3 separate regions of the Homo sapiens genome follow, and regions 2 and 3 are each linked to region 1. A link is a loop called in an ENCODE intact Hi-C map of the cell type or tissue named here. Cell type or tissue: endothelial cell of umbilical vein. All regions are shown on one strand. Links, peaks and the distances in the headings refer to the core of each region. The heading gives the core; the rest is flanking DNA.

Evidence for each region. Hi-C counts contacts between places; a loop is a spot of excess contacts. Peaks named below come from ENCODE experiments on the same cell type or tissue, not always from the same donor. Only the 100,000 strongest peaks of a DNase experiment are listed, where the experiment ranks them.
Region 2: a loop joins it to region 1, with 3 times the contacts of the local background. A loop is called at or near these places in 4 of 110 quality-filtered maps.
Region 3: it touches region 1 in a loop (2.6-fold over the local background); 5 of 110 quality-filtered maps call a loop at or near these places.

Annotation. Positions count from the first base shown.
Region 1 is chrX:37,845,650-37,853,529 of GRCh38, forward strand. It overlaps DYNLT3 (dynein light chain Tctex-type 3), which reads right to left and starts at 1,922. Exons shown (of 5, transcript NM_006520.3): 1 at 1,832-1,922; 2 at 668-709. The coding sequence starts at 1,861. RefSeq lists a silencer at 1,586-1,695. In endothelial cell of umbilical vein, for the core only: no CTCF peak of the experiment used is centred there; a DNase peak (open chromatin) is centred at 2,032; H3K4me3 peaks cover 1,138 bases; H3K27ac peaks cover 1,165 bases.
Region 2 is chrX:38,172,254-38,180,310 of GRCh38, forward strand. It overlaps SRPX (sushi repeat containing protein X-linked), which reads right to left. Exons shown (of 10, transcript NM_006307.5): 2 at 6,032-6,091; 3 at 1,907-2,098. Among named protein-coding and RNA genes, the nearest start is that of SRPX, 45 kb to the right of the region's middle. In endothelial cell of umbilical vein, for the core only: a CTCF peak has its summit at 3,089 (motif pointing left); no DNase peak of the experiment used is centred there.
Region 3 is chrX:37,918,488-37,926,544 of GRCh38, forward strand. It overlaps a transcript of SYTL5 not described here. Among named protein-coding and RNA genes, the nearest start is that of H2AP, 68 kb to the right of the region's middle. In endothelial cell of umbilical vein, for the core only: no CTCF peak of the experiment used is centred there; a DNase peak (open chromatin) is centred at 3,464.

The sequences.
Region 1 (7,880 bases), core at 578-3,077:
GTGTACATATATATGCGTACATATACTTTATAGCATTAACATTTAAAATAATGTTTGCTTTCTGGAATAAAAGTTATTTTATCCAAAAGACAGGGCATCAATTTTAAACCAGTTTTCTAGACTAAGAAAATCCTTAAGCATCTCTTTCAGAATAAGCCTCAAGATGCTGATAGCACACAACAAAATATAGAAGGACCCCTATAAAGAGTTAGTGGATAAATATTTAAAATCTTGTTCTTGGCCGGGTGTGGTGGTTCACGCCTGCAATCCCAGCACTTTGGGAGGCCAAGGCGGGTGGATCACCGGAGGTCAGGAATTCGAAACCAGCCTGACCAATAAGGTGAAACCCCGTCTCTACTAAAAATACAAAAATTGGATGGGTGTGGTGGCGGGCGCCTGTAGACCCAGCTACTCGGGAGGCTGAGACAGGAGAATTGCTTGAACCCAGGAGGTGGAGGTTGCAGTGAGCTGAGATCACACCACTGTTCTCCAGCATGGGTGACAGAGCGAGACTCCATCTCAAAAAACAATAAAATAAAATAAAACAAAACAAAATATTCTTCTTTTAACAGTAAGGTTTCTAAGTTTGTGCTGAAACTCAAAATATAGCTTTTAAAAATCTCCACCAGTGCAGCAAGCTTCAAGAGAAACAAAATGTATGACTCACCTCTTTGACAATATTGTGGGCTTCCTCAGCATTGAAGCCAACCTAAAGGGAAAACAAAAGGTAAAGCTGCTTTCAACACAGGCTTACAAGTATGACGCTACACAGAATATCCTAGGCTGGCCTAGACAGGTGTTAAAGTGTTAAAGGGCATCAGGTCTACAGAAGGGGCCAATCTTGCCCCTAAACACTTAAAAATACTGAATGCTTTCCCTACCTACCTCCCGTGAGGTCTGGGGCAGAGCCTGCAAGTCTACATTTTTTTTTAAAAAAGTGCTTTATACTGGTGATTCTAATGAACATCCTAGATTAAGAATCATTGTATTGTAAAACGTAGGAAATAAGCAAGAGGTGACTATGAGGATGTTATGTGTCATAAGAATATAGAAATGGTTTCAGCTAAGTGAGAGAATGAAGTGGTCCATATGAAGAGAATGCTTAGTAGACTATTTTCAATTTTGTTTTTAACTTATGCTAGGCAAAAATTTCTAGGCAAAAATTCCTTTCCCAAATTAAAGATTATGAAAATACTTGATAACTCAAGATTAATATCACTTTAGTACTATAAAGTGGTCTGACAACTTAGTCTTTTCTTTGGAGTCCCCATCAATAACAGGGAGATAACAACTGACATCATGGGTTTCTGGTGAGGGTTGGGAAAGCCTGAGTCAGTAAGCAAGGGCTCGTAATCCATAAAGCACCTCCTTGCCTAATCCTGGCAAGCATTACCGGGAGCGGGAATGGCAGTGCCACCAGGACCCCGAGACTCCGAGCCATGGGGGCTGCAGCACCCGCGCTGAGGAAGCCAAGGGACGGAGGCAGCAGCGGGAAGACCCGTTTTCGAGGCCCGCCCGGTAGGAGGGCGGCGCCCGTCACCCCATGCCCACTCCTCGCACCCAAGTCAGGCCTCGTCCTCCCAACCCTGCCCCGACCCCACCGTCTGATCCGCGCGCTCCTGGCCACCCCTCCCACCCCGAATCTCAGGACTTTGGGGTGGGGAGAACGGGTCGGGCGGGGCGGATCCCGGGCCCAGGGGAGAGGACCCGGGCTCGGAGGACGCCGCACCCCAACTCTTGGGACCGCCCTCGCTGGGAGACCACCCGGCAAGAGCCCCGCGCAGAGGAAGGCGGGAGTGGGGGGCGCTCCCAGGTAGCCAAGGGGCGGTACCTCGTCGCAGTGGCGATGGTACTCCTCCATGGTAGCGCCGGCTCTCCCTGGGGCGGAGCGACACGCCGGTAGAGCACCGCGGCCGCGCACTGGCCTCCGGGGAGGCCCCACCCCCGTTTATGGCCTAGGGCCTTTCCCTACGCAATCCCCGCCTTTGTGTCGCAGTGGCGTCACCTGGCAGCGCTGGGCGGGCTTCGGGCAACGCCAGGCGTCACTTCAGGCCACGCACTTTTTCCTCGCTTCCTCTGCCCTTTCTGGAAACAAGGGATGAATGTAAAGAACTGGGAATGGCGCCAGTGTGGATCAGATGGGGTGACCTAGTGGCAGTTAGTCTAGACTCCGCACTAGTGGTTGAGTGCCCACTGCTGTGATTACTTGCACGTATTTGTTCATTCACCATCATGTGGCACATAAATGTAGTTAATTTCGTGGTAAACCAGCCACTTTGATTTGTCCACTTACTAGCTATGTTACTTGGAAAAATTCACCTCCCACAGCTTCAGTTTTCTCATATGGAAACTTACCATCATACCTATTTCACTACTGGTTGTAAGGATCTGATGAGAAGCTGTATACACGGCTCCTAAAGTAGATGCTTCTCAACAAGAGAACAATGACTACATTTTAAAATAAATGTAGTAATTTTAAATTAGTAATTTTAAAATAAATGTAGTAATTTTAAATTAGTAATTTTAAAATAAATTACTAATTTCCAGATGATCCTAGACACTTCCTCAAAACCTCACAATAAGTCAGAGGAGTTAGTTCTTCCATCACTGCTTTTATCAAGATGAAACTGAGGTATAGAGAATTTAATTTGCCCAAGGTCATACAGCCAGTAGGGTGTAGAAAAGGGACTTGAGCTCAAGTAGTCTGATAGCAGAGCCCAAGCTCTTAACCACTGTATTACTTTCCTATTGCTACTGTAACAAATTACCGTAAATGTAGTGCCTTAAAGAAACACAGTCCTGTTCTCTTACAGTTCTGTTACCAGTGTAGGGTGTCCAGGTTCTTGGCTCTTTGAACAAAGAATTGGACAAAACGCACAAACAAAGCAAGGAAAGAATGAAGCAACAAAAGCAGAGATTTATTGAAAACGAAAGTACACTCTACAGGGTGGGAGCGGGCAGAGAAGCCGCTCAAGGGCCGGGATCCAGAATCTTCTCTGGTCCAAATACCCCCTAGAGATTTCCCATTGGCCACTTGGTGTGCACCCCATGTAAATGAAGTAGTGGCCCACAATCAGAGGCTGAAGTTACAAAGGCCACACTCCTATGCAAACGTCTGATTGGTTGCAAGAAAGCAACCATCAGAGGCTAAAGTGAAGTTACAAAGTTGCACTTCTATTCAAACAAAGATTTGGCCCATAATCAGTTTGATTGGTTGCAGACAGCAACCAATCAGAGGCTGAAGTGAAGTTACAAAGTTCCACTCCTGTGCAAATGTCTGATTGGTTGCTTTTTGCTCTTTGGTTGCAAAAAGCAACCAATCAGAGGTACTTTAAATTTCCCATCTGCCCTGCAGAAAAGGTGGGGATTTGCAAAGGGAATAGCCTCTGGTCCTTTTGTTACTTAGGCATGGAAGGTATGGAAGGTTAGGGTTTTCCTTTTTTTTTTTTTTTTGAGACGGAGTTTCACTCTTGCTGCCCAGGCCGGAGTGCAATGGCGCGATCTCGGCTCACCCACGGCAACCTCCGCCTCTCGGGTTCAAGCGATTCTCCTGCCTCAGCCTTCTGAGTAGCTGAGATTACAGGCATGCACCACCACGCCCAGCTAATTTTGTATTTTTAGTAGAGACGGGGTTTCTCCATGTTGGTCAGGTTGGTTTCGAACTCCCGACTTCATCGACCTCAAGTGATCTGCCTGCCTCAGCCTCCCAAAGTGCTGGGATTACAGGCGTGAGCCACTGTGCCTGGCCAGGGTTTTCCTTTCAATTTAGTTCTATGAAGTAAGCGTGAAACAGTTTTAAGTTCCCTGCCTCCTGACCCTATTCTCCTGCCTCAGTTCTGGAGGTCAGAAGTCTAAAATGGGCCCATAGAGCTGCATGCCTTCTGGAGGCTCCAAGACAGACTCTGTTTCTTTGCCTTTTCCAGCTTCTAGAGATTGCCTGCATTCCTTGGCTCATGACCCCTTCCTCCAAATTCAAAGCCAGTAGTATCTTTTCTCCTCTCTCGCTTCTGCTTCAAAGGAAGTGTGAGGCATCTCTATAAACGAGAGATGTATGACTCTTGCCCTCCTGTTTCCCTCTCAAGACCCTTAACTTAATCACATATGCCATGTGTCTTTTGCACTCTGTATCATATTCACAGATTCTCAGAATTCAGATGTGGACAAATTTGAGGGGGAGCATTATTCAGCCAACCACAACACTTTTCTATTTTGCTCCCCAGAATCAAAGTTGGAAACCATTAGTCTTCTAGTCCATCTCCCTTATTTTACAAGTAAAACTGAAGCTGAGAAGATAAAGTAACTTCTACAGGGCACATAGGTGTTAACTGGACTCCTGGGCTTCTGAACCTCAGGCTCTTATTTTATGAACTTAGAACCAAACAAGGCTGTTTACTTGATAGTATGGTGTTTGTTATTGGTTCTCCTAAGTTGTGGATCATGCAGGGTTACTGCAGAAAAGTGACTGTAATTCATAGAGGAAGCACATCCTCTTTCAAGAATTTTTTTTACCAAAGTTTTCATCCTATGAGCAACTCCGGCAGTCTATTCATGAGAAGGATTCGTAGTGTCTTTGTGAACATCAGTTTTATTTCCCTAAAGAACTGTTTCTATGCCTGGGTGGGTTAAACCCTGAAGTTACCTAATCTTAATACTGCAAGAGCTACACCAGCACATCTCAAGTTTGTGTTATGTGATCATTCATGATGCATATAAAGTGAGATGAAGAAGTGTTGTTCCAGTTACCATTCCTGTGTAATAAATTACCCCAGAATTTAGCAGCTTATTTACTATATTATGCTCATGGATTCGTTTAGTCAGAAATTTGAACAAGGCACAGCAGAAATAATTTGCCTCTGCTCTGTGATGTCTGGGGCCTCAGGTGGGGAGACTCAAAGACTGGAGGAAATTCAATGGTGGGGACCAGAATCATCTGAAGACTTGTTCATTCACATGTCTGATATCTGGGCTTGGATGAATAAAATATTAGCACTTCCAACTGGAGCAACAACACATGGCCCCACCGAGTGGATTGGCTTCTTACCATCATGGCAACCTTAGGGTAGCCAGATCTTTTACATGGCAACTCAAGGCTCCAAGCATGAGGGTTCCATCGAGCATGGCAGAAGATATGTCACCTTTTATCACCTAGTGTCACGAGTTACACAGCAGCCCTTCTACCATACTCTAATCATTGAAACATTCACTCAGATTCAAGGGGAGGGGACACATAATCCACTTCTCAATGGGAGAAGTGTCAAATAATTTGGGGCTCATGCTTTAAAACTACAAGTGGGTTTATTAACTAGCATCCTGTGGTTGCAAGTAACAGAAGACCCAAATAGGATGAGCTGAAATAATGGCATTTATTTTTTTATATAACCAGACTGATATGGTTTGGATCTGTCCCCAGCAAATCTCATGTTGAATTGTAATCCCCAGTGTTGGAGGTGGAGCCTGGTGGGAGGTGATTGGATCATGGAGGCAGATTTCTCATGATGGGTAGCACCATCCCCTCAGTGCTGTTCTTGTGAGAGTAAGTGAGTGAGTTATTATGAGATCTGGCTGCTTAAAAGTGTGTAGCACCTCCCTCCTCTCTCTCTTCTTCCTGTTCTAGCCATGTAATATGTGCCTGCTTCCCCTTCACCTTCCACCATGATTGTAAGTTTCCTGAGGCCTCCCCAGAAGCAGGAGTCACTCTGCTTCCTGTGCAGCTTGCAGAACCACGAGCCAACTAAGCCTCTTTACTTCATAAATTATCCAGTCTCAGGTATTTCTCATTGCTGTAAAGCAATGAGAGAATAGACTAATACACAGACATACAGAGGCAGAGATATTCCAGGTTCGTTTAGTTGCTCAACAAATTTTGGGGCTTCTGTGCTTTTCATCTTTCCATGCCAATATCCTCAGCATGTCAGCAACATTTAGCCTCATGGTCATACACGGCTGCATTAGTTCTGGTATCGCTAGGAACAAAGATATCACGTTCAGTGACTAAGATGAGCATTTTCTGGGGTTGATCGGATTTTCTTAGGAAAGAAAATCTTTATTTCAAGTCCTCAGGAGTTTTCTCCTCAGGTTCCAGTGGCCAAGATTGGGCCACGTGACTCCCCACCGGGCAAAACATATGGGACAACAAATGTTTGTTTTTTCATTCTGTATGGTGAAAAGTGAGTTCTGCCAGCAAGAAAAAAAAAATTGATATAAAGTAAATGTTGGTAGGTCAGTCCTTTCCAAACTTTTCCATGCTATGGCCCACATAGAGGATAATACTTACATGGTACATTGAGGTAAACTGGAGGGGCTTGGTGGGCATCTGTATGGGGCTTGGTGAAAAAATATTTTCATTACTTTATATAATTATATGAAAAAATAAAATAGAAAGGGTGTTAAAATTGAATTTTTTAAAGCTTCCAAATAAAACCTCTTTCAATGCTTTAGTGAGACCCTCAATCTTGGTTTCACCCATATAATATTTTATATCTGGCTCTACGCATTGAACAGCCATAAGCAATTCCTGTTAATGAGTTTTTAATAATTAATTTTCCCTAAATATGAATAAATTATATTGTCTAGAAAGGTTTGCCATAGAAGCAGCTGATAAAAAACATTTGGACCCACTTTACAAACCACTAAAATTATATTTAAAGACTTCTGTAATGGTAGACTATGTAATTAGGACCATCTCTTTCACTGATAATTACAAAGGTTGGACAAAATATAATAGACATTTGCTCAAGGGAATTGGATTTTTTAACAAGATAGGGAAGAATTATGGATCTAAGACATAGAATAATGAAACCCAGAAAGATGAGCATGGCATTTGGGATAACTTTTTACCTCGAGGTGAGAAGATGTTAAGCCTTTTGCTTATGGGCCAAGGGGTAAAATAATCAGACTGCATGTCCTGCCAAGGAAGATGATTCTGGTAAACAGTCTTGCTTTGGGTTGAAACCCCATGGATTAAACCCTGGGAGTGAAACACTCAAACTTGATCTTGCAGACTGAATCTCAGTTTTAAATTACCCAAACCCCTAAAATTGAATTAAGGTGATCCGGAATTGCTAATGCCTCTAGCCAACTTCTAGAAGCCAATGTAAATTCTCTCTGAAGGAAGAAAACATTATCTTAGGTCTCAAATCAGACATATGATTTTTTGCATACATCAAGTGGACAATAAAATATAACTAGACACATAACGAGACAAAACAACATTATCTTAAATCAAAAGACAATGGAAACAGCCCAATCAGGGATGAAGATGATGGAGTTATCAGAAATAGACTTTAAAATAACTATGCTTACTATATTAAAAGAGATAAAAGACAGGGTTGAGAATTTCATCCAATAACTTGAAATTATAAAAAGTATACAAATGGAATTTCTAGAAGTAGAAAATACAGTAACCAATTTTTTAAAAAGAACAAAGAATCGATTCTATAGTGGTTCCTACAAAGCTGAAGATTAAGTGAAGCTTAAAAAATTGGACAGAATAGACCGGGGCGCAGTGGCTCACGCCTATAATCCGAGCACTTTGGGAGGCCAAGGGGGGCAGATCATGAGGTTAGGAGATCGAGACCATCCTGACTAACATGGTGAAATCCCGTCTCTACTAAAAATACAAAAAAATTAGCCAGGCGTGGTGGTGGGCACCTGTAGTCCCAGCTACTCGGGATGCTGAGGCGGGAGAATGGCTTGAACCCAGGAGGCAGAGCTTGCAGTGAGCTGAGATCATGCCACTGCACTCAAGCCTGTGTGACAGAGTGAGACTTTCTCTCAGAAAAAAAAAAATGGACAGAATAAAATAGCCAGAGTAAAGCACAGAGACATAAATTAATGTAAAATACAGAAGAAAGCATACAGACAAAAGTAATACCATGAGA
Region 2 (8,057 bases), core at 2,143-4,642, 330 kb after region 1:
GACCAGCCTGACCAACATGGAGAAACCCCATCTCTACTAAAAGTACAAAATTAGCCAGGCGTGGTGGCGCATGCCTGTAATCCCAGCTACTCGGGAGGCTACGGCAGGAGGATCGCTTGAACCCAGGAGGCAGAGGTTGCGGCGAGCTGAGATTGCGCCATTGCGCTCCAGCCTGGGCAACAAGAACACGACTTTGTATAAATAAATAAAACAAATGGAATTTAAGAAACAATGGATGGTTTTATGTCACACAGAAGACACAAAGTTTCCTGTCACACTGGCTTGGGTTGGCAACCCAGCTAAGCCACTATCTTAGGTTGAGCTCCCCAGAAGCAGATTCTGAGATACGGATTTATGTGCATGAGGTTTAGTAAGAAAGTGCTCCCAGGGAGACTAGTGAGGGGGTGAGGAAAGCAGAACAGGGAAGGGGAGAAATCCAGGCAAGATGAGATCTCAGGCAAAGTCAGCAGCAGCCTGATCCCATAGGGAAGCTCTGGAGTGTGAATGACAGCTCATTCTGTCCTGCCCCCAGGCAAGGAAGCTGGGCTTTCATAATTCTTTATCAGTCAGTCATTGGGCAGCTACAGGCTGCTCACAGGAGATGCTTTCTCTTGTGAAAAGAGAACGAGAGTGAGAGAGTGAGAGAGAGAGAGAGCGAGTGGGATCAGTCCTCTGAAGGAGCAGTCTTCTGAATAAGGTTGAAGTTCCAAGTCTTTAAGAGCAAAGTACTCAGAAGCTGGGTACTGGATACATACAACTAGTAAAAGGCATCGAGGAGATCTGGGTAGAGCAGATTGTCCACTACAGTCACCCAGTTGCAGAGTCTGCATAGTCTCGATGACATGGCTGCAGCCTTGAAACCTCAGTTTCCCTGACAATGAAGTTAACATAATGGCACCCATATTGATAGTGTTACTGTAAAAATCAAATGTATGTGAAATTCTTGGCAAACCATAAGCGCTCAAAAAGTGGTGGCTGTTTTGAATACCAAAGACATCTAAAATGTGCTTCAACAATGCTGTACCACTTGCAATTTTCCAAATGAGGTATGACTTGTCATGAAGCTAAAAGCCAGCCCCTGAAATGCTGCTCCTCTAAGCTTCTCCCTTGAGGCACACTCACTTTCATAAATAAGCATCACTTCTTCTGTGACTCTTTCCTGCCTCCCTAAGCCCCACTCCTTGGGAGAACACTTTTTTTTTCTTTTTTTTTAAGAGATGGAGTCTTGCTCTGTCACCCAGGTTGGAGTGCAGTGGCACAATCTCGGCTCACTACAACCTCCGCCTCCCGGGTTCTAGCAATTCTCCTGCCTCAGCCTCCTGAGTAGCTGGGATTACAGATGCACGCTGCCACACCCAGCTAATTTTTTGTATTTTAGTAGAGATGGGGTTTCACCGTGTTGCTCAGGCTGGTGTCGAACTCCTGAGCTCAGGCAACCCACCCGCCTCGGCCTCCCAAAGTGCTGGGATTACAGGCATGAGCCACTGCGCCCAGCCAGGAGAACTCTTCTTTAATCTGCTACCATATGTCCCTGACTTTGTACCCTTCTTGTACTTATCTCCCAGTTGACACCTCTGCCTTACTAAAGCCTCTTCATGGCAGGACCCATGTGCGTCTTATTTGTTTCTAAATCCCCAACACCTCTTCAGGATCCAGCACTAACTGAACAAATGTAACTCATTTTCTGAACAATGATCTTCTCTCCCCTTTTCTCAAACAGCTGATCATATCATTCTCTCTGAGAGGAGCCAACTCACTTCCACCATATCTTAGAATCCCCCTGGTGTCCCCCTGATCATAAGGAGAATTTTTCTCATCAATATTCAGTGAAAATCCTCAATCTCAGAGCAAAAGAACTTTGGCTCTGGTCATCCCTGAGGACCCAACACAGAGCTGGCCTACTCACGTTTGCAGATGACCTTGTCAGACCATCGTTTGTTTGACTGGCAGATCAGTAGGGAAGAGCCATGCAGCTCGTAGCCCTTCTGGCAGCGAATGTCGCACCTGGTTCCCAGGGCTGTTTTGTAGTATCCTCCTTGAGGGGCCCTGCAGTACACATCCCCATACTTCACCTTGATGGGGGAGCACCACGGGGTATCTACAAGTAGCAGAAACAAAAGAGGAGATAAATATGAAATGACACTTTCAGAAAATGTGTCCCCTTACTCTTACTGTCCCAGGCTGGCTACATTCCAAATTTTGGACCTTCAATTAGTGCCCCATGTTTTCTTAGGTGTCTCCGGGTAGGGAGGTTATGATCATGGGACTAAGTGTCAGATATATCTGAACATGAATCTGAGTTCCTCTATAACTGACTGTGTGATCTTAGACAAGTTAGCTAACCTCTCTGAGTCAATATCTATACTTATGCCATAGTGCTGTTACAAGGACGAAATAAAAATTGCATATCAAGCATCTAGCACAGTACCTAGCATATATGTTCAATAAATGCTTGTTCTTTTTAGTATTTCCCTTAACTAGATACATAAGATTTTTTATTTTTATTTTTTAGATAATTCTTTCAAGGGCAACTGATGTCATACATAGCGGTAGGGATTCAATAATTGGTTAATTTGGATTTCGTCTGAGCCGTATGCACATTCTCTCTAAAATGTTGTAATACTGGCATTAATCTAAATGATGCTACAATTTCCAGGTGTTTGTAACAAGATATAAATTTCGCTTAAAGTCACAGAACAATTGCTCTCCATAGAGAAGTGTCCCCAGTTATGCCCCATTTACGTAACAGGGTGACACCCTCCCCAGATGGCAAAGTTGCAGGTGTTTTGATTTTGGTCTCATAGTTGCCCAAAGCACAGCTGGGATGAAATGAATAAATCAGAACCTCCCTGCTGTGCTTTTGAAATGTTCTCTTTGAGATCCATAAAATATAAGGGCAACACTAGCTCCTTGGTGGATAAGTTCCTACAGCAGCCACTGCCCCATTGTCCCACAATTGATGGGGAACAGTGAGGAGTTCCCTAAAGCCTGCCGGGCTCTCAATGCCATGAATAGGAGCCACTTCCCTGCAACTGCCTGGCTCATCACTCCAACCCAGCACCTGAGCTGTCAGTGAGTGAGGTAAGACCGCCATCATGTGGCCAGGAAGGAGGACAGACCCTGTTTTACTTTCCCAGGAATTCTCTTCTGAGGATATGCCTCCAACTGCTTCTCAGTTACAAAAACCAACAGTTCTGGCCACGTCTTATGCATAGACCACTGTTTTAGTTTTGCCTTCACATTTCCTTCAGCTAATACTTTCTCTTTTTTTTTTCTTTTTTAGAAACAGGGTCTCACTCTGTCACCCAGGCTGGAGTGTAGTGGCATGATCATTGCTCACTGCAGTCTCGGCCTCCTAGGCTCAAGTGATCCTCCTGTCTCAGCTTCCCAAGTAGCTGGAACTACAGGCACGCACCACCGTCCCTGGTCTGGCTAATACTTTCGTCATATCATGTTTTGCAGACAGCTGCAAGTGAGCCCTAAACTCAAGACTCAAGTAATCTTCCCTGGACTTTCTAGGTAAAGGTGATGTCCTAAAGGCTTAACCTAGAGCTGATTAAATTTAACCATGTGGATATAAACGTGTAGGAGCTCACACAAGGCCTAAAGAACTTCCTTGAATAAATTTTCCTTCCTCTAAGGGTTTTAATATAATCTGTATGTACTACATATATTTGTGATATACAGTACTCCCCCTTTGCCCACGGGGGATATTGGATGCCTGAAGCCTTGGATAGTACCTAACGCTATATATACTGTTTGTTTCTTACACAAACATACCTATGATGAAGTTTAATTTATAAATTAGGCATGATAAAAGATTAACAACAACTAATAATAATATAGAACAATTATAACAATATACTGTAATGAAAGTTAGGTGAATGTACTGTCTCTCTCTCAAAATATCTAATATTTTGGGGCTGCGGTTGACTGAAGGTAAATGGAACCTTGGAAAGTGAAACCGCAGATAAGGGGGAACTAATGTATGTATATATATGACCTGCATACTCATACATCACAAACTCACTCAATTAATATGAATATATGATGGTATTCCAAGCAAAAGAATCAAAAGCCATGCTTGCCACATACCAGGAGCACCGTAAATGTTGGTTACATTTAATTTTCTTTCTTATTTTACTTTAATTCAAAAACACTTACTCTGTGCTGGACATTGTGCAGGGGCCTCAGGATCTAAAACTAAACCCTCACTTAATAATGGCTTGTCTCTAGCTTTTAAAATTAAAAAAACTTGGCCAGGTGCAGTGGCTCACGCCTGTAATCCCAGCACTTTGGGAGGCCAAGGTGGGTGGATCACCTGAGGTTAGGAGTTCGAGACCAGCCTGGCCAACATAGTGAAACCCCTGTCTGTACTAAAAATGCAACATTAGCTGGGTGTGGTGGCGTGTGCCTGTAGTCCCAGCTACCTGGGAGGCTAAGATAGGAGAATCGCTTGAACCTGGGAGGCGGATGTTACAGTGAGCCAAGATCACGCCACTGCACTACAGCCTGGGTGACAGGGTGAGACTCCATCTCAAAAAATAATAATAAAAATAAATAAAACTTAAATTTTATTGTATGAAGCGCACAACATGATGCTTTGATATACTTATACATACTGAAATGATTGCTACCAGTAAGCAATTTAACTGACAATAGAAACAATGCCCTAAGAAAATTTATTCTTAAACATTCAGGGTAAGTTCTAGGGCAAGCACACATTTTGGCCATCTGGTCTACCTGTCACATTTGCAATGCTGTGAGGTGAAGATGGATGTGAAGAACAAGGACCTGAGGGCACTAGGCAACCCCTGCTGTAGATGTGAAGGGTCATCTGTGCATGCATGTGTTTTAGGAAGATTTTTCAACAAGGGACTCAAAGAAAAAAAAATCTAAACCCATAAATAGTTAAGAAGTTTTGCGAATTAGAACCTTTCCTTACCCCAAGCATCTGATTAACGTATTTGTGCTTTGCTTGATTGGTTAATTCCTGAGGCTATGGAGATAGAAACTATAGGTAGGAATGAGTATTTGCATTCAGATCTCACAAAAAAATGTGGTATGTGATGGGAAGCACACCTGCACATAAGCACCAGGCACCAGTCATTATATTGGAAATATTGTTCACTTGTGTAGAAAACAACTGAAGGACATCTCCAGTCAAAAGTTGTCCAGTCCTACCCTGATTCTCCTGTATCTGAGACACATCACAACAAACAAGGGCCATGTCCTCATCCCAGGAATTAGGACAAATTTCCAGGGCAAAATGCCGCAGTGAAACTTTGTTAACCATTTTTTTTTTTTTTTCAAATTCTTCCTCCACTGTAAGAGGAACTAGATTCAGAGAGAAAGCATCTCTAAATTTACCTTCATTTCTCCCAGGTTTCCCTAAGCTTCAGAGAAATGTTTCACCAGTAGAAATATTTGTGGACATACTTACCTGAGTCTGGACAGAAGGTTCTTGTTTAGGCTTTTTATACGTGCTGGGGAGTGGATTGCTGGGAATATGTAGAGATGGAGTTCTTTATCATTAAGTTTCATTTGAGCAACATACTTTAACATACCGTTTCAGAAGCCATGCTGGGCTCAGAAAGAGCACGATGAAATGAGCTTATGAAAATCAAGTTTTCTCCTTCCCCATTCATCTTAGTACATTATCAGCACTTGGTCCAGATTTGACCTTAGGTGGTTTACTCTGGATGATTCTGGCTGTAATGTATGAATTAGGCTTGATTTTCACTTTCATCAGCTACAGCTGCCTTTGCAGAAGTGAGGACAGTAAAGAAACTTATGAGAATAAAATGACCATTGGGATGCTGAAAGACAGCATTTCAGAGATTTCCAATGCATTTTGCTTTATTTCCTTTTTTAAAAAAGGGAGTATATATATATATTTTTTTTTCCTTGATAGATAATTAGAACTTAAATGTGTTGTCTGGTCACTTTATTACAATCTGTTTCACAAGGCAAAAAGGAAAGTTCTCCTGGCACCAGCAGGTCCTCATTAGCACATAAGCAAAGCATTCACCTTTATATCTAGGGTGTGAATACCCGACTTCATCGTCTTCTAGTGGTGAGTCTCCCGATCCTACAATAAAAAAGAACAGAAACTGCAGCAAGAAAAGCCACATAGTATGGACGCATATTTCAAAGCATTCCTTTGCCACAGACCATGCAGGAGGTGCTATTAGAATGCAGAGCCAAGAGCAAAAGCTTCTGTGGCCATTCATGAAGGAACAAACAGGAGATCTCTCAGAGTGAAACCGGCTGAGCTGAGATTGCCAAAAACCAAGCAAAATGAGCCTCAAACTGTTTTGGAATCACCATATGCCAAGTGAAATTCTGGAATAGGGAAACAGAGAGAGTCAACTTCACTCTGAGAAGATGCCAATGTATATGAATCTCATGCCAGGGGAGATGCAATAAAATGTGTGCATCAGACACAGTCCACAGTTTCCCCAGCAGTCAAAGAAAACCCAGTAGAACTGGGTGTTTATGGTACCTGAAAACAGGTCCATCTTGTGAAATAAATTTAAATGCAAGATAAGGAGGTAAATCAAATGTCTTATCTTGACAAAAGAAACACAAAGTTGCTTCTATATACAGCATTTGTAGGAAATGAAGGCTGAAATAGACTATCTGTGTGCTTATTTAGAACCTCTCATGAACGTATGGCTCAAGTAAAATTTCTTTTTTTTTTTTTTTTTTTGAGACGGAGTCTCACTCTGTTGCTAGGCTGGAGTGCAATGGTGTGATTTTGGCTCACCGCAACCTCCGCCTCTTGGGTTCAAGGGATTCTCCTGCCTCGGCCTCCTGAATAGCTGGAATTACAGGCATGTGCCACCATGCCTGGCTAATTTTGTATTTTTAGTAGAGACGGGATTTCTCCATGTTGGTCAGGCTGGTCGCGAACTCCCGACCTCAGATGATCTGCCCGCCTCGGCCTCACAAAGTGCTGGGATTACAGGCGTGAGCCACCGTGCCCAGCCAGTAAAATTTCTTAATGAGCGTTGCTACCAATAAAAACCACGGCCTCAGAGAGAACGTCTGTGTATTATTTTAATTTAACTCATTTGCAAGCTGGAGCTGAATGGTTTTTAAAATATTAAATATTGAATTCCAGTGAGCAGTAAATCCTTAATCCTTGAAGTGGTAGCAGATGCCAAACTTCAAAACTGTAATCTTAAATTCAGAGAACTTCCCTCCAGACTTCACAGTCTAATTAATGACTCGAGTTAGCTCTGTCTTGGTCACGCATTTAGTTGTAGTTACTTGCCACCATAACAGACAAGAACATCCTCCACTGTGAGGTTATTCAAATCCCCATGCAGCTAATGAGTAATGGTCCCTGTTCCACTTGTGTTCTGGATGAGAGATGTAGAGTGTGGAAACTGAAAGTGGAGAGGAGATGAGGGCTGGACTGTGTTCATTAGGAAAAGACCCGCAACTACAGAAGCCCAATTCTGTATTTTCCTTTGCTGCAGATTTCCTCACCTTGTCTCTGCACACCCAGATGTGTACAAAATTACAAACTATTCATCATTGCATATAAAAAAATGAGCACTGGAACCAGACACAGTGGCTCATGCCTGTAATCTCAGAAACTAGGGAGGCTGAGTGGGAGAATTACTTGAGCCCAGGAGTTCAAAAAACAGCCTGGATAACATAGTGAGAACCCATCTCAAAAACAAAACAAAACAAAAAACAATGAAAACCAGGAAACCTACCTAACAACATGAATCAAAGGCCTATGCTCAAACCCTTTGATCAAGTCATTCCACTTCTAGGAATCTACCCAAGGAAACAGTTGAACTGCATGTCTGCATGTGAACCTTCAATCATCCAAATTAAAAAAAAATCCAGATACATGAGCAGCAAGCTTTCTCCCCCCGCCCAGCCCTCCAACACACATATACACACATACATATATTTTGCCCTCGGTTGTCATCCTGGTTAACTTGTCTACAGTATTTACAGCATTTAGTATGAATGACTACCCATTCATTTCATGAAGCTCTCTTCTGCAGTGGCTTCCAAATGACAACAGTTTCCCG
Region 3 (8,057 bases), core at 2,143-4,642, 74 kb after region 1:
TCAGCCAAGGCCAGGCCATCTGAACTCTGTAGATTTATGGGATAACTAAATGCTTATTTTTGTATGTCACTGAAATTATAGGGCTGTTGTGCATCATTTTATGGCAACAAATAACTGAGGATGGTACTTCAAGGAATTTCTGGGAGAGGCAGAGAACGTGGTTTGGATGCTACATGGCCAGAAGTACCAGTAATCACACTGCAGGATGTTTCTAGCAAACACTTTGCCCCTGCTGCCTCATGGTGCTCAGCATCTGTCATTCTGGAGAATAGCTATTAGAACCTTCACCAGTGCTCTCCAAATGAACTGAATGCCTTGAACTCACTGCTTGAAAGAATCACTGACATCCAGCACAAAGTTCACATTCTCATTCCAGTCATCCCGTGGATGCATCTGACTACTAGATTATAAACCACAATTAGAACTCTAGCTGCAAGGGAGTCTGGAAAGTGTGAGTGAGTGTGTGTGTGTGTGTGTGTGTGTTTAGCTTTCTAGCATCTGCAGTACAAGAAGGCCTGCTAGAAGGGGTTTGGAGAAAGTGTGAGTCATTCTCCAGTATCAGCCATGGAGGCATAGACAAAAGAACTCAACTTCCCGATCCCCTGAGTTTCTTCTATCTCTGCATAGAGATGGTCAAGGTGTTGACAGGACTTAGAATCCCGAGGGGAGGACCCCTGGACCCTTTGACTACTCTACACAGAACTTGACATGGCAGTTTTAGCTCTAGAAAAGCAGTTTCATTCTGATATTAATGACTAGGGGTACTCCTTGTTTTTCCTCCCTTGGCATTTGGCAAAGTGAGTAGCCAGGTGAAACAACACTTTATTCTAATTACGTTGGACACTATAAACAAGGAGTTTGACCTCATTTCACGTTCTCTAAAGCTGAGTAAAAGGTTATAGTAAAAACACTTAGAGAAGTATATTGTATATTCTTATATAGGGAGAATATAAAGGAAGAAAGAAATCTCTGTCTGCCCCATATTCATATGCCAATTCCCTTTGATCTAAGTATCCTAAATACCTAAAAGGTGATCATATTAGGCTGATACATTGTAAACTCACCCTTGCTCTTTAACCCTACTCCCACCACAAGCTAGAATGGTTGTCTGCAGTGTCTGGTCTGGGACACATGTCATTAACTGATTGATAGAAGACATTTCCACAAAACGAAAAGGCTTTGGATATAGATGTATTTATTTGTAAAGTGCCACTTGTAATATTGGCCACATGAAACCTTTATTTGTTCTCCTCTATTTTTCTTCTGAAGACCTTGTTCTAGCTAAATATTTGCTGAAACATTTTTGTAACCTTTTTGTGTTTTAACTTAATAGGCAAAGCCATGCTGTTGTTGACACTAAAAGCACGGAAAAGAATTACATTTGGGCAGTATTTTAAGGGGTGCTTTTAAATTAATCTGGGTGAGAAATTAAGTATACCTCGTATCTGTATAGATAATATCTGAATCCTTGACTGGTTACCAGTAAAAGTAGGAGAAAATCCACTGGAATATATATATGCTTCTGAAGAGCATATGGTCTGTGAACATTCCCAACAGTGGAACATGACCAGAGCATTTACTGGGAGGATCAAAAGATATTCTGATGTTGCCAGGATGCTATTTGGCCCATGTGGATTTGCGCATTCAATCAGTAGGTTTAATATCCTTTGTAATCAATGAAAAAATCTGAATAAGAAATAATAGTCCATTCAGCTCACAGGGAATTTGTGATAACCACTCATTATTATTGTTATTTCCTGAAGTAGTTTACCTTGTATTTTACCAAAAATATTTGGGACGAGGTCTGAAACTTCTGCTCACCAAGGTGCCAAACTGGCATCAAGACTTCAGGCCATGGAAAATCTACCTCCACAGATGGAGTCAAATCTGTGGAGGTAGCTTTTCCTCCTACACCTCTCACTGCAGCTCCCACTACTCCTCTCCCTGTAGAATCGTCTCCTCCAGCCAATTGGTAGAACTACTGGACTCTAGTGATATCATATACATTTCTATATTTTTTCTGTACCCTTTGCCATGCCTAGAGGACCTCCCTGGCTCTCTCTTGGCATCTATGATCTGCCTGGATGAGATCAAGATAAAACTTAGCCATAAATCCAGAATTCTTGTGGTTTGCTCAGCCTTTGCCCACCATTCTCTTCTCTGAACTTCTACCATGTTTATATCTAGCATCTAGGCTAGCCCTTCTGTGCCCCCAATATGTCTACTCATAGCTAAAATGTTAGTTTCTGGAGGATAGACCGATTTGCAATTCTGTGTATCCCCATTCCCTACATCAGTGCCATATGGATACAATAAATACTCAGTTGATGGAATATGATGCCTAGAACATCTAGCACAAAAACCACAATGTTTAAGGAGCAAAATTCCTTGCATTTACCTGGAGCTTCCTTCACAGGCCCACCTGACTACTGACTTCATTCTTATTCTTAAAAGGGTCACATGATCCCTTTCTTACAAAGGTCACATGATTATTTTACTGCTTCCCTCCAGTAATAGAGAGGAAAGGGCTCTGTATTGGTCTTTCATCTCAATTTTCTCCTTGTGCTTTCTGTGCATGAGGTGCCAAAGCAGTGTGGCCCTTGATCTACTCGCTTGACTGATTCTATTGTTTAATCGCCACAACAACCCTAAGAGTAAGTGCCATTATTATTCCAATTTGGAGATATGGAAACTGTCATGGAGAAGTTAAGTAACGTATTATCTCAAGCTATTAACTGGAGGAGCCAAGATTCAAACCAAGACATTACGGCTCCCAGGTCTGTGCTGTTAACTCCTATATGAAACTGTCTTTCCTGATGCCCAGGTATTCCATTAGATGATCCTTGAAACCTCAGAGTTTCTTGGGTCAGAAAGTTTAAGTAAACGGAAGAAATTACAGATCCGGGAACCTCTTCTGTTATTCTCATTGTGCTACCAAGAATCCCACAACATCCTCTTGGTGGAAGAAACAAATGATTAGGAATTTAGTATATGATATTCCCTCAAGGCTGCAAAATACAGTACTTCAGAATTATTCACATCATTAAGATCAAATCTGGTCTATAAGTAAATGCAGATTCAGGATGTGAATTCACACTAAGTAAAGTACAGTGGTTGGAATTCTGCTATTGCCACTTACCAGTTATAATATGGGTATGTTACTTTACCTCTTTTATCTGGCACTTAGTAAATACTAAATAAGTATTAACTACTATTTCTATACCACAATATTTCCCTGTTTCTCTAGCCATCTATGCTTCCTTACAACAAAGCACAGTGTAAAGCTCTTTGCCTCCACCTCATTGGATTAAATAAACAGGTCTGTAAATATAAGAGGGAACAATAATAGTGAAAAAATTGGATACTCAAGAAGTCTAGATGATCAGAGTGACTTTGTTTCTTTTGTTAATGAAAGGATGAGTTGGACGGAAAAGGAGTGAGTCACACTGACAACGAAATGCTACCAATTTAGGATTTGATTCATTATTTTATGACCGTTGCTTGTTTCCTGATGCTATTCATTGCTTATTCATTGGAGGAACAATAATCCCATTTTGGCTTTTGTGGTTTTATAGCTGAGACATCCACTTTGAAGCACATTAGCTACACCTCTCCCTCTCCCTACTACTTCATCACCATCTCAAACATCAGAAAATCAAATTTTGAAAATTGCCCAGAAGTATTGGGTGTACAAAAACATTGGTTTCTCCTTTGGAAGTTCTTCCTGTGAGGGTTTAAGCATGGGGATTTTATAGAGGAGATGAACATCAGGGATATTTGTGGCAATGTCACTTCCCTTCTCTTAAAATGGTGTTGGATGGAGAGCCTCCGAGGTAAAGATTCTCAAATTGTCTGCAGTTATAATGTCCAAATATTCGGGAGAAAATCCCATATGGCAAGCAATAAAACAAAATTATTATGACTTCCAGTTGATGATCCATTTTTAAAGGGATAGTTTGAAGTAATAAAGTAAGTAAATATTAGTCTAGGGAAAATGTGGATATACTTTATGAACTATTTAAATACAAACTATCTTTTCATTTTGTGCCATGACCTGAGACTACTCAATGAATTTTCCATATGTATACATTTGCTCTTACATGTGCCTTTTGGCAATGCCCTTTATTATCCTTGAAAACAAAGGCACCACTATAGTATAATTCAAATGTGTCTAGTTCTTCAGTCCTTAGAGATTGGTGGAGGGGCTGCATTACCTCTCCCTTTAATATAAACTAGGAACATGATTATTTGAGAATGTTGGGGGTCACTTTCCTCTCCCAGTAAGATTGAGGAACCCTGGGTATTTTTACGTGTGTCACAAGCTTAACGTGAATTTTCTCTTGTCCCCTCACTTAGTATCACATACATAACAGCTTTTCTTTCAGTCACCCCTGCTTCCTAGTAACTGGTTCTCCATGATACTACTACCTCTCTCTGACCCATTTCATCCCCAAACTGTGGAAAACAGCCTCTTTCTCAAAACCCAGCTAACAGAAAGTTGTCTTGTTTAAGGCTTGAGGATAATACCAGGGATTTACAATGCAGAAAGGAAATTTAAAACTTGGTATCAGATATATTGTGCTTTCCGTCCATTGGCCCTGCCCTTTTGCAGGGAGGCACACTGTCTTTACTCTCCTTATCTCTTGGCCTGCAGCCATGTTGCAGATGTCCACTTATTCCCCTGCTGTAAGAGTCATTCTTTTCATATCCTCAAATCTTTCTTTTCCTCTATGCCAGAAGAAGCAAAAGCTGTTTACAAATTGACCCTGGGCATAACAAAGACACTGTTCTACATTATTCTACAGAATCTGTTCATGGTTTCTCCACTAGTTTAGTCTTGAGTGTGTAGTAATCTCTCACCTGCTTGGTTACAAAGATGCCCTTAAGTAGTGTTTCCAAGAATGAAAGAAGTACTGTTTCATTTATTACTCTGAAGAGTAAAAATGACTACAGGTTCAAAAAGCATTTTTGATCCTCTAGTCCAGTGGTTTACAAAGGGGAAATATGACTATGGAATCTATAACAAATATAAACTTTATATATATATAAAGAATGGCATACATATACGTATATATATATATCTGTGTATATATATACAATTCTCAGATATATTCTCAAAAGGTTTAACTCCAAAGGTTAAAGGTCATGGAACTCATGTGCTTAGCAGTAGGAGGGGCTCCTTGTGTTAGAAAAACATCACTACCAACAACAACAATTAAGACTTTGCTTCAAAGAACACTGAAACCCACTTAGTCAATATTGTGAATTTCACCTGCAAATCCTGTTTCTAATTTGATTTAAGTGCTTATGATTTAACTCTTTATTAATTACCTTGGTAGAAGCAGGTGACATTCTTAGTTACCATAAGACTTTTCCCTAGTGTGTTGTTCAAAAAACATTGGTGTTATTTGAGGAAAGACTTAATAGTTAGTGACTTAATTCTAAGCTTCTGGGTTTATTTCATTCAGTTAAGTATTTAGGCATATGTTTAAGAGGTTCCCGCCAAGGTTCTGACACTCTACCAGACACCGAAGATGATTCAGACACAGATGCCACTCTCATAAAGCTTATATAACCTCTTGGGGAAAATTGACACAATATAAATAAATACAAAGTAGAAAGTTCTGCATGCCCTAAGGTAAGTCTAGATAAAAAGTAAATTTACATCACTTGGTATGCAAGGCAGTATAATTTCTCTGACTGGCACTTTCCAGTAGCTACGTAGGGCATCCAGCTTTAGCTTCACGACTTTGAATCCCATCAGTCATGGGTTCAAATCCTACCTCTGATACTTAACGACTATATGGTCTTGGGTTATTCACTTATTTTCACTGAACTTTAGTGTCCCCGTTTATACAGCAAGCTTACTAATACTTCAGAGGTTGATGATGAGGATTAAATGAGATAACATATATAGTATATAAAGTGTGTGGCACATAGTAGGTACCTGGAAGGTGGCTTCTCTTTTCCCATTGCTCCATAAACTGACCAAATAGATGTAAATACCTTAATGCGTGAATACTTATTGTATAGCTTATAGAAGAAGTAAGAAGTTACATCTTCCAATCTGAAGGCATAAAAATTTTATGAAATACTTGTAAGTTACTTTATCATGAAGCTTTCCCTGACTGCCCTATATAAAATAGCAAGAGTACTCCTAACCTCTTTTTTACTTCATTTTTCCCTACCACATATCTGAAATATTACATATTTATTGTTTCTATTAATTTTTGTTGATAAATATTAGTTATACATATACCCCAAAAGTTGTACATGTACCCAAAAGGAGTACATGTGGTATTTTGATACCTGTATACAATGTGTAATGATCAAATCAGGGTAATTGGGATATCCATCACCTAAACTATTTATCTTTTCTTTGTGTTGGGAACATTACAAATCTTCTCTTGCTGTTTTGAAATACATAATAAACTATTGTTAACTAGAATTTCCCTACTGTACTATCAAATGCTGGAACTTATTTTTTTTTATCTAAATGTCTGTTTGTATCCCTTAAGCAATCTCTCATTCCCCCTCCCCCTACCCTTCCCAGCCTCTGATACCACCATTCTACCTTTTATCTCCATGAGATTCACTTTTATAGTTCCCATATATGTGTGAAAATATGTGCTGTTTGTCTTCTGGCTTATTTCACTTAACGTGATGACTTTCAGTTCCATTCATGTTGATGTAAATGACAGAATTTCATTTAAATTTTTAATCTTTTCTAATCTTTTTATGGCCAAATAGTATTCTATTGTGTATATATACCACATTTTCTTTATTCATTTATCCATTGATGGACACTTGGGTTGATTCCATAACTTGGCCATTGTGGATAGTGCTGCAATAAACATGGGAGTGCAGATGTCGTTTTGATATACAGATTTCCTTTATTTTGGAAATATTACCAACACTGGGATTGCTGGAGCATATGATAGTTCTATTTTTATTGTTTGGAGGAAGCTGTTTACTGTTTTCTGTAGCAGCTCTGCTAGTTTCCATTCCCACCAACAGTGTATGGTGTTCCCTTTTTCTCTGCCAGCATTTTAAAATTACTCTTTTTAATAATAGCCATTCTAACTGGGATGAGATTGTATCTCATTTTGGTTTTGGTTTTAATTTTTTTATTTCCATAGGTTTTTGGGGAACAGGTGGTATTTGGTTACATGAGTAGGTTCTTTAGTGGTGATTTTTGAGGTTTTGGTTCACCCATCAGCCAAGCAGTATGCACTGAACCCAATGTGTAGTCTTTTATCCCTCACCCCCCTCTTCCCTTTCCCTCAAGTCCCCAAAGTCAATTATATCATTCTTATGCCTTTGCGTCCTCATAACTTAGCTCCTACTTATGAGTGAGAACATATGATATTTGGTTTTCCATTCCTGAATTACTTCACTTAGAATAATAGTCTCCAGTTTCATCGAGTTTTCTGTGAATGCCATTAATTATTTCCTTTTTATGGCTGAGTAGTATTCCATCATATATATATGTACCACAATTTCTTTATCCACTCGTTGATTGATGGGCATTTGGGCTGGTTCCATATTTTTGCAATTGTGAATTGTGATGCTATAAACATACCTGTGCATGTATCTTTTTCGTATAATGACTTATTTTCCTCTGGGTAGATACCCAGTAGTGGATCAAATGGTAGCTGGATCAAATGGTAGTTTTACTTTTAGTGCTTAGAGGAATCTCCATACTGTTTTGGTTTTGATTTGCACTTCCCTGACGATTAGTGATGTTGAGCATTTTTCATATACCTGTTTGCTATTTGTATATCTACTTTTGAGAAACGTCTTTTCAGATCATTTGCCCATTTTACAATACGATTGTTTTTTGATATTGAGTTGTTTAAGTTCCTTATGTATTCTAGTTATTATTTACTTTTTTTTTTTACTGGCTGACCCCCCTCCCCAATAGAACATGTTTCACAAGAGCAGGGGCTTTGTCATTACACTGCTGTGTTCCTGGAGCCTAGAATAGTGTTTAAAATATAGTCAGTGTGCTCAATAAATATTTTTTAAATGAATGATTGCAGGAATTAAGTAAAATT